Regions from separate parts of the Homo sapiens genome. Here region 2 is linked to region 1. A link is an interaction called in ENCODE POLR2A ChIA-PET data of the cell type or tissue named here. Cell type or tissue: A673. All regions are shown on one strand. Each heading gives the region's core, and the rest is flanking DNA. Links, peaks and the distances in the headings are about the cores only.

Evidence for each region. Peaks named below come from ENCODE experiments on the same cell type or tissue, not always from the same donor. Only the 100,000 strongest peaks of a DNase experiment are listed, where the experiment ranks them.
Region 2: POLR2A ChIA-PET joins it to region 1 with 10 read pairs; 8 of 35 experiments call an interaction of 5 or more read pairs at or near these places.

Annotation. Positions count from the first base shown.
Region 1 is chr19:33,052,370-33,057,740 of GRCh38, forward strand. The region is part of intron 1 of RHPN2 (rhophilin Rho GTPase binding protein 2); the gene reads right to left. Among named protein-coding and RNA genes, the nearest start is that of RHPN2, 9.8 kb to the right of the region's middle. RefSeq lists enhancers at 2,478-2,978, 4,112-4,635, 4,636-5,159. In A673, for the core only: no CTCF peak of the experiment used is centred there; no DNase peak of the experiment used is centred there; H3K27ac peaks cover 351 bases.
Region 2 is chr19:33,003,080-33,008,450 of GRCh38, forward strand. RHPN2 (rhophilin Rho GTPase binding protein 2) reads right to left here. Exons shown (of 15, transcript NM_033103.5): 7 at 4,935-5,101. Among named protein-coding and RNA genes, the nearest start is that of FAAP24, 34 kb to the left of the region's middle. In A673, for the core only: no CTCF peak of the experiment used is centred there; a DNase peak (open chromatin) is centred at 2,582.

The sequences.
Region 1 (5,371 bases), core at 64-5,063:
TTCAGGCGTAAAACTAAGTGAGAGATGACACGGTAGGGCTGGGCCAGCTCCCAGCCAGAGAGACCTTCCCACGGGATACAGGAAGGCAGGTGTTTTTAGCTGCTTCTCCAGCAAAGATTATTTTCTCTGCCTTTCTCACTCCTTCCTGGTTACGCAATCCCTCACTCAACCACCAAACTCTGGAAAACAGAATTGCTTGTTTATAAGTCAGCCAGAGCAATCAATGAGAAAGCACAGAAAATAGCATGCAGTACACTGCAATACACACATACATCTAATTTAACTTTTCACCACACTGGAGATTCAGGGCAGGCTGGGTGGAAAGAATCTAGCTTGTCCATGTCCATAAAAATAAAAACATGAATTCAGTACTTGTCAACAGCCCTCCTGCCCTTCCAGGATCTCTGCCAGGTGTCAGGGCTGGAGGTGAGGGCCCAGCCGCCTCCCCCGGGAATCCCAATCCATTCACACAGGGGTGGAGGGGGGCTCGATATGAGTCAACACAGCCATAATCTTTAGTTACGAGCTCCCTTCAGTCTCTTCCAGAAATCTCTATAAACCCCTACTGTGTGCCAATCACAGTTATTTTTCAATATGCTGAATAACTTTTTTTTTTTTTTGAGACGAAGTCTTGCTCTGTTGCCCAGGCTGGAGTGCAGTGGTGTGATCTCGGCTCACTGCAACCTCCACCTCCCGGGTTCAAGCGATTCTCCTGTTTCAGCCTCCTGAGTAGCTGGGATTACAGGAATGTGCCAACACACCTGGCTAATTTTTGTTTTGTTTTGTTTTGTTTTGTTTTAGTAGAGACGAGGTTTCACCATGTTGGCCAGGCTGCTCTCAAACTCCTGGCCTCAAGTGATCCACCCACCTCAGCCTCCCAAAGTGTTAGGATTACAGGTGTGAGCCACTGCGCCCAGCCTTGAATAACTAGGCTTTTACTGTGCCTCCCACCACATCAAATCGTGAACATTTCCATGAATCAACTGTATTTCCAGACCAATGATCTGCTTATTTCAACTGGTAGGACACACTCAACAACAGTTTTAACAGTTTTGCTTTTTTTTTTTTTTTTGAGATGGAGTCTCGCTCTCTTGCCCAGGCTGGAGTGCAGTGGTGCGATCTTGGCTCACTACAACCTCTGCCTCCTAGGTTCAAGCGATTCTCCTGCCTCAGCCTCCAGAGTAGCTGGGATTACAGGCGCACACCACCATGCCTGGCTAATTTTTGTATTTTTAGTAGAGATGGGGTTTCACCATGTTGGTCAGGCTAGTCTTGAACTCCTGACCTCGTGATCCACCTGCCTTGGCCTCCAAAGTGCTGGGATTACAGGCGTGAGCCACTGTACCTGGACACCCAGCTAATTTTTGTATTTTTTACTAGAGACGTGGTTTCACCATGTTGGCCAGGTTGGTCTTGAACTCCTAAGACCTCAGGTGATCCACCTGCCTCAGCCTCCCAAAGTGCTGGGATTACAGGTGTGAGCCACCGCGCCCAGTCTCTTGTTTTTGAGACAGGATCTCACTCTCTTGCCCAGGCTGGACTGCAGTGGCGTGATCTCCATTCACTGCAGCCTCAATATCCTGGGGCTCAAGCAATCCTCCCACCTCAGCCTCCCGAGAAGCTGGGACTACAGGTCCACACCACCACACTTGGCTAATTTTATTGTATTTTTTGTAGAGACAGAGTTTTGTCGATGCAGCCCAGGCTGGTCTTGAACTCCTGAGCTCATGTGATCTGTCCACCGTGGCCTCCTAAAGTGCTGGGATCATAGGTGTGAGCCACTACATCCAGCCTTGTTTTTTTACCACCTGCCCTTTTTTCTTCTTTGTTTTTTTTTTTTTTTTTTGAGACAGAATCTTGCTCTGTCACCCAGCAGGCCGGAGTGCAGTGGCACAATCTCAGCTGACTGCAACCCCCACCTCCGAGGTTCAAGCGATTCTCCTGCCTCAGCCTCCCGAGTAGCTGGGATTACAGGCACGCAGCACCACACCCGACTAATTTTGCATTTTTAGTAGGAACAGGGTTTCACCATGTTGTCCAGGCTGGTCTCGAACTCCTGACCTCAAATGATCCTCCTGCCTCGGACTCCCAAAGTGCTGGGATCACAGGTGTGAGCCACTGTGCTGGTCCCCTTTTCTCTTGTTACAATCAAATGGAAACCTGGCCATAGGGAACTCCGAGGGTCTGAATGGGCAGCCCTGAGGGACTCACATCATTCACCGTGGTGTCTCCGTCCCTGGTGCTCCAAGTGGGGAACCTTGTCCTCACTTGGCACCCATTACTGCTGCTCTGCCAGACACCCAGCCTCTGGCTGAGCGGTACCTGCAGTTCGACTGTGTCCTATGGCTACCTCCAATGCAGCCTTTGTGTCACGGGACGCTGGTACCTGAGCCAAAGGAGGAAGTGTTGATCAGGCTAAAGCCAACGCCCAGTAGCATCAGGTGGTGTCGTGGCAACCATCCAAATGGCCCCAGGAAACAAGGGACATTTACAGTGTTATAGTTCATCACGTTGTCTCTCCTCTGAGTCACCCTGAAAATTCTGTTTCTGCCAGGGGATACCTCCCAGCCAGGATCCCACAGTTGAAGACTGTTGGTCAGGCAGACCCTCGGGGCTGATGGTGGATACCATGCAGCTGGGCAGACCCTCCCCTCTCCAAGGCCACAGTCAGCCTGGATCCAGCCTGGCCTTTAAGATCTGGCTTAGGGCTGGGTGCAGTGATTCACACCTGTAATAGCCCACCACTGAGATGGGAGGATTGCTTGAGGCCAGGAGTTGAAGACCAGCCTAGGCAACACAGTAAGACCCCATCTCTACAAAAAATAAAAATAAAAATCAGCCAGGTGTGGCAATTTTTAATCACATCTCTAGTCCCAGCTAGTTGGGAGGCTGAGGCAGGAGGATCACTTGAGCCCAGGAGGTCAAGGCTACAGTGAGCTACAACGGTGCCACTGCACTCCAGCCTGGGTGACACAGCCAGATTCTGTCATCTTTAAAAAAAAAAAAAGCTGTTTTAGACCATCATGGGGAATCAGGAGTGGGGTCAGCATCACCAACCTTTACTCTCCTCTGCCTCCCTCCCTCTCCACCTGGGAATTGACTCAAGGGTCCAAGGGGATGGATCTAAACAGCCGGAGGGGTAGTATCAGTACCAATAGAGCTGGAGCTGCTGATCCCACATGACCCACGCTGTTCCTGGTGGACTCAGCCCATCAGAAGGCTTCCTCATCCACACAAGCGTTCATAAAAGATGCACACAAGTGTCTAACACGAAATTAGCCCTCACTAAGATGAATGCTGCTCATTCATCAAAGAGTAGATCCCTGCTCCTTGCAGAGAGAAGACTGCAAGGAGCTTCTGGGTTAAAAAAAAAAAAAAACAACAACAAACAAAAATTCTCCTTCCTTCTCTGCCGGAGCCTCCAGGAAGCCCAGAGTCAACAGGGACCATAAACCAGGACACAATGAACCCGGAGGCCCTGTCCAGGCTGGAGGTTTCTGTGAACAAGAAACAACTTCTCCTACAGCTCTTGAGTAAAAACAATGGAGCTAAATTCATTTTGGGGCATTAGCATTCCCAAAGGATGAAGAGGCAGAGATAAGAAGTGACAATGCCTCACTGTGTACTCACTCTCCTCTTCCACATAGTGCCAAGACCTTTCATTTTGGGCCTTTCAATGGCCCTGGGGAAAGGCTTTCTCTAGTTTGTTTCCAGCTGCTTTTCTTTTCTTTTTTTTTTCTTTTTTCCTTTTTTTTTTTTTGAGACGGAGTTTTTTGCTCGTTGCCCTGGCTGGAGTGCAATGGCGTGATCTCAGCTCACTGCAACCTCTGCCTCTCAGGTTCAAGCCATTCTCCTGCCTCAGCCTCCCGAGTAGCTGGGATTACAGGCATGCACCACCACACCCAGCTAATTTTGTATTTTCAGTAGAGACGGGGTTTCTCCATGTTGGTCAGGCTGGTCTCGAACTCCCAACCTCAGGTGATCCACCCACCTCAGCTTCCCAAAGTGCTGGGATTACAGGCATGAGCCACCACCCCCGGCCTTCCAGCTGCTTTTCTTCATGGCCACAACAGATTTTCCTGTGAGTTTTAGTACTGTGGGGTACAGGGGCAGTTGCAGAAAAGGAATCTCTATCAGGATGCAGCATTCTAGAAAATTACATTACTCTGCATTTAACTACAGGCCAGAGAACAATAATTCTTCCAAGATTTTCAGTAGGAAGAGCATAAAAATCTGGGGAAAAGAAGTTGCATTTCCACTTCTTGAGAAATTATAGTAATATAAGTTGAGAAAGTAATTTATAATAATCTTATAGAGCTGTACCTCTGTTTAAACACAGTAACATAATGAGAAAGAAAAAATATAGTGAGAAGCCAGGGAAAGCTGGGTGCGGTGGCTCATGCCTGTAATCCGAGCACTGTGGAAGGCTGAGGCTTGGGCCCAAAGAGTTCGAGACCAGGCCGGGCGCAGTGGCTCACGCCTGTAATCCCAGCACTTTGGGAAGCCGAGGCGGGCAGATCACAAGGTCATGAGATTGAGACCATCCTGGCTAACATGGTGAAACCCCATCTCTAATAAAAATACAAAAAAAAAAAAAAAAATTAGCCGGACATGGTGGCGGTCGCCTGTAGTCCCAGCTACTCAGGAGGCTGAGGTAGGAGAATGGCGTGGACCCGGGAGGTGGAGCTTGCAGTGAGCCGAGATGGTGCCACTGCACTCCAGCCTGGGCAACAGAGCCAGACTCTGTCTCAAAAAAAAAAAAAAAAAGAGTTCGAGGCCAGCCCAGGCAACACAGTGAGACCGTCTCTACAAAAAATTTAAAAATTAGCCAGGCTTTGTGGCTCATGCCTGTTGTCCCAGCTACTCAGGAGGCTGAGACAGGAGGATCACTGGAGCCAGGGAGGTTGAGGCTGCAGTGAGCTATGATCATGCCACTGCACTCCAGCCTGGATGACACAGCAACACCCTGTCAAAAAAGAAAGAAAAGACAAGAAAAGAAAAGAAAAAAGTGAGAGACATGATTTTATAATAGACCTGAGGCTGGGCATGATGGCTCACGCCTGTAATCCCAGCACTTTGGGAGGTCAAGGCAGGCAGATCACCTGAGGTCTGGAGTTCGAGACCAACATGGAGAAACTTTGTCTCTACTAAAAATACAAAATTAGCCGGGCATGATGGCACATGCCTGTAATCCCAGCTACTCAGGAGCCTGAGGCACATCACTTGAACCCAGGAGGCAGAGGCTGTGGTGAGCCAAGACCGTGCCACTGCACTCCTGCCTGGGTGACAGAGCGAAACTCCATCTCAAAAAAAAAAAAAAAGATAGAAAAAAAAAAATAGACCTGAAAGGTTTCTTTTTTCAGAGACCTCC
Region 2 (5,371 bases), core at 312-5,311, 49 kb before region 1:
CGAGTGCGGTGGCTCATGCCCATAATCCCAACACTTTGGGAGGCCGAAGTGAGCAGATCACTTGTATCAGGAATTCAAGACCAGCGTGGGCAACGTGGTGAAACCCTGTCTCTACAAAAAATACAAAAATTAGCCGGGTGTGATGGTGTGCGACTATAGTCTCAGCTCCTCTGGAGGCTGAGGCAGGAGGATTGCTTGAGCCCAGGAGGCAGAGGTTGCAGTGAGCTGAGATCTCACTACTGCACTCCAGCCTGGGTGACAGAGCAAGACTCTGTCTCAAAAAAAAAAAAAAAAAAAAAAAAAGGAAAAGACAGGAGAAAAAAAAAAGAACCGGTGTCCTACAACATATTAAAAAATTTGATTCTCAATTATATGGTCCAGCAATTCCACTCCTATGATATATATCCCCAAACAATTGAAAGTGGGGGCTTAAATGACACTTGAACACCCGTGTTAATAGCAACATTATTCACAAGAGCTGAAAAGTGGAAACCACCCAGACGTCCATGAGCAGATGAATGATTAAACACAATGTGGCCTATCCATACAACAGAATATTTTTCAGCCTTAAAAAGGAATGAAATTCTGACACATGGTACAGTGTAAATAAGGACATTATGCTAAGTGAAACAAGCCAGTCACAAAAGGACCAATATTGTAGGATTCCATTTAGATAAGGTACCCGGAATAGTCAAATTCACAGAAATAGAAAGGAGAATAGAGGTTAGCTGGGGCTGGAAAAGCGGGCAATGGGAAGTTATTGTTTAACTGAGTACAGAGCTTTGCTTTGGATGATGAAAAAGTTCCGGAGATAGCTGGGCACAGGGGCTGCTGCCTGTAATCCCAGCTATAAAGGAGGCTGAGGTGGGAGGGTTGCTTGACATTAAGAGTTCAAGACCAGCCTGGGCAACGTACTGAGACCCCTGTCTCTTAAAAAATATATACTTTTTAAAAATGTATTTATTTTATTTATTTTTGAGACAAGATCACACTCTGTTGCCCAGACTGGAGTGCGGTGGCACAATCATGGCTCACTGCAGCCTCAAACTCCTGGGCTCAAGCGGTCCTCCCACCTCAGTCTCCTGAAGAGCTGGGACTACAGCCATGTGCCACCCTACACCAAGCTAATTTTAAAATTTTTTGTACAGATGGGGTGTCCCTATGTTGCTCAGACTGGTCTCCACTCTTGGATTCAAGTGATCCTCCTGACTCAGCCTCCCAAAGTGCTGAGATTACAGGTGTGAGCCACCTTGCCTAACCAACAAAAAAAGTTTTTAACTTCTGGAGATGTTTAGTGGTAATGGCTGCACAACACTATGAATGTACAAATGCACTTAATGCCATTGAACTGCACACTTAAAAATGGTTAAAATGTGCTTCTGGTTGGCAGGATAATTTTAAAATTTTTAAAATTTAAGATAATAATTAAAATGGTAATTTTATGTTCTGTGTTATTTTACTATAATAAAAAAACTGGTTAAAATAGTACATTTTAAGTTATATATGTATATTTTAACACTATTTATTTATTTATTTATAAATAAACACCCAGGCTGGAGTGCAGTGGTGTGATTTCAGTTCACTGCAACCTCTGCCTCCCAGGTTCAAGCGATCCTCCTGCCTCAGCCTCCCAAGTAGCAGGGATTACAGGTGTCCACCACCACACCCAGCTAATTTTTGTATTTTTAGTACAGACGGGGTTTCACCATGTTGGCCAGGCTGGTCTCGAACTCCTGACCTCAGGTGATCTGCCTGCCTCGGCCACTGAAAGTGCTGGGATAACAGGCGTGAGCCACCCCACCCAGCCTTTTAACCCAATTTTTAAAAATTGGATTACCTTCCAAAACACATCTCTATTGAGTAAAGAAACCAGCCTGCTCCCCACAACTCCTGTGTCACCTGGGACAAAATTCCATCACGACAGGTATGGAGATGCAAGCAGACGGCAGGCAGAAGGACTAAGGGGCTCACAGGGGACCAGGCTCACACATAAGATCTGAGTCATTCAGCAGTCCAGGGCTTTTCCCCTGGACCTCAAGAAAGATCTATTCTGGCCAGGCGTGGTGGCTCATGCCTCTAATCCCAGCACTTTGGGAGGCCGAGGTGGGCGGATCACCTGAGGTCAGGAGTTCAAGACCAGCCTGGCCAACATGGCAAAAGCCCATCTCTACCAAAAATACAAAATTAGCCAGGTGTGGTGGTGCACGCCTATAATCCCAGCTACTCCGGAGGCTGAGGCAGGAGAATCACTTGAACCCGGGAAGCAGAGGCTGCAGTGAGCCGAGATCTCGCCACTGCACTCCAGCCTGGGCGACAGAGTGAGATTCTGTCTCAAAAAAAAAAAAAAAAAAAAAAAAATCTCAATCCGTCTGCTCCAATGGAAATTTTCATGCTGCAGCCTTCCTCTGACTTCTTTGTAGTTTAGAAAATTAACTGTCCAAAGCGCTAACTGACAATCAATCTGGAACTGAAATAGAATCTCTCATATGAATCCCATCCAACTGGTTCCTCTGGTTTTGTTGCTGAGCAAAAAAAAAAAAAAAAAAGCCCTGCCCTGCGGAGGGATGGCACCTGCTGTTTTGAGCTGCGAGCTCCATGGGGGTTCCCTCACACTCCCCACTGTTCTCCTACTTGCTTCATTTCGTCTATAGTTTGTCTCCATTGATATAATCTCAGAGACAGGACACAGAGTGCCTGCCTAAGATTCCTCAGAAAGATGAGTCCAGAAAAAAGATTTACAGCAAAAGAAATCAACTCATACTTGGAATCTTAGCATATCGCTTCATCCCGATAGACCAATCTTTTATTTTTTTAATTAATTAATTATTTTTTGGGACAGGGTCTTGCTCTGTCGCCCAAGCTGGAGTGCAATGGCGCGATCTTGGCTTACCACAACCTCGGCTGATCCTTCTGTCTCAGCCTCCCAAGTAGCTGAGACTACAGGCATGCACCACCAGGCCCAGCTAACTTTTGTACTTTTTGTAGAGATGGAGTTTCGCCTTGTTGCCCAGACTGATCTCAAATTCCTGGGCTCCAGCAATCCACCCACCTCAGCCTCCTAAAGTGCTGGGATTACAGGCATGAGCCACCATGCCCAGCCTATTTCATTAATTTAAAAAAAAAAAATTCTTTTTAGGGATGGAGTCTTACTCTGTCACCCAGGCTAGAGTACAGTGGTGCAATCATAGCTCACTGCAGCCTCAAACTCCTGGGCTTAAGTGATCTTCCCGTCTTAGCCACTGGAGTAGCTGGAACTACGGGCATACACCACCACGCCTGGCTAATTTTTAAATATTTTGTAGAGATGGGGTCCTCCTGTGTGGCCCAGGCTGGTAGGACCAATCATTATAACATCAGAAATTTCACGATGAGTCAAAGTGGCAAAGCTATGGTTCTTCACAAGCTTGCAGGGCAAAGTGATATCAAACAATGATCCACACGGGTGGAAGGGGATCACACCCCAAAGCAGAATGTCGATGATCAGCCCAGAAGGCAACACGCTATAGAGCTAGCGTGGGGAACACACTGTGGTCTACACTGTGCCCTGCTCTTGCATCCATCCCCACGTGGAGTCTGACCCAGACACAGCCCTGCTATGGGGGAGCAAGGCAGAACCCGCAGGCACAGGTGAGCCAAGCCAGGCTCACCCACAGCGCTGGGTCTGTTGACCCCAGTCCTCTATAGGTGTAAGCACTAGGCTGCTTTTCTCCTCAACACCGCACCTCATTCTCATACTAAGATTACCTGAGGTCAGGAGTTTGAGACCAGCCTGGCCAACATGGCAAAACCTCATCTCTACTAAAAATACAAAAATTAGCCAGGCATGGTGGCAGGCGCCTGTAATCCCAGCTACTTGGGAGGCTGAGGCAGAAGAATTACTTGAACCCAGTAGGCAGACGTCGTAGTGAGCAGAGATTGTGCCACTGCACTCCAGCCTGGGTGACAAGAGCAAGACTCTATCTCAAAATAAACAAATAAATAAAATAAAATAACAAAAGACAGTTCCCAGAAGAAGGGAACTGAGCTATGAGACATCCTTTGAATGCATCACTTGACAAAGGGTTGAGAACACCCACCTCATGCTGGAGAAGTTGGCAGAATGCAGGTGATATAAAGGCATGGAGGGGCAGGGTGCGGTGGCTCATGCCTGTAATCCCAGCATTCTGGGAGGCTGAGGCAGGCGGAACACCTGAGGTCAGGAGTTCGAGACCAGCCTGGCCAGCATGGCGAAACCCCATTTCTACTAAAAATACAAAAATTAGCCAGGTGTGGTGGCGGGTGCCTGTAATCCCAGCTACTCAGGAGGCTGAGGCAGGAGAATTGCTTGAAACCAGGAGGTGGAGGTTGCAGTGAGCCGAGACCATGCCACTGCGCTCCAGCCTGTGCAACAAGAGCAAAACTCCATCTCATAAATAAATAAATAAATAAATAAATAAATAAATAAATAAAGGCACGGAGAGTAATACGCACTGATAAGGTACACCTAATACAAGAAAAAGAAGCCTACAGTTTCACTATTTGGGAAAAGTTATTCTGCTCTTCATGACAGTGTTGAAAGAAACAGTTATGCACTGCCATCCCAGGGGCCACTTGTCTGGAAAAGATCGTCAGCCACAGGATTCACCATGTACATCAGCCATCCCAGACTGAGGTCTGAACCACCGAGCAAGTTTTTTTTTTTTTTTTTGAGATGCAGTCTGGCCTCGATCTCCTGACCTTGTGATCCACCCGCTTTGGCCTCCCGAAGTGCTGGGATTACAGGCGTGAGCCACCGCGCCCGGCCGGAGCAAGTTTCTTAATGGGAAGTTACACCAGAGCTGGAGACTGGTCTGGCCCTTGCGAGGGATGACCTGTAGATTCTCTTCAGTGGGGGGTCCCCTGGTGCCACCGGGTGGGGCCAAGGCTCCGTCTGGTCAGCCCTGGAGGAGACATACCTGCGGCTCTCTGAAAGGCATCTATGGCACTCTCCAGCCCAGCCTGCGTCTGCCGATCACACCGGGTCCCAATCTGGGTGTAGAGGGCCCCAGTGTTGAACAGGACACTGGCCTTCTCCAGCAGCAGGTTCTGCTGGCTGACCGGAACCCCGGTGAGAGAGTCATACCTATGTGAAAGAAATGCATTCCGAGAATACAGATTACTTGGCTAGTTAATGCTACAAGTGGAAAAAATTCTTTTTTTTTTTTTTTTTAAGAGTCAATATCTCACTCTGTTGCCCAGGCTGGAGTGCAGTGGTGTGATCATAGCTTACTGCAGCCTTCAACTTTAGGGCTCAGTTGATCCTCCCACCTCAGCCTCATGAGAATAGCTGGCATTACTGGTGCATGCCACCATACCTGCCTTTTTTTTTTTTTTTAATTTTTGTAGAGATGGG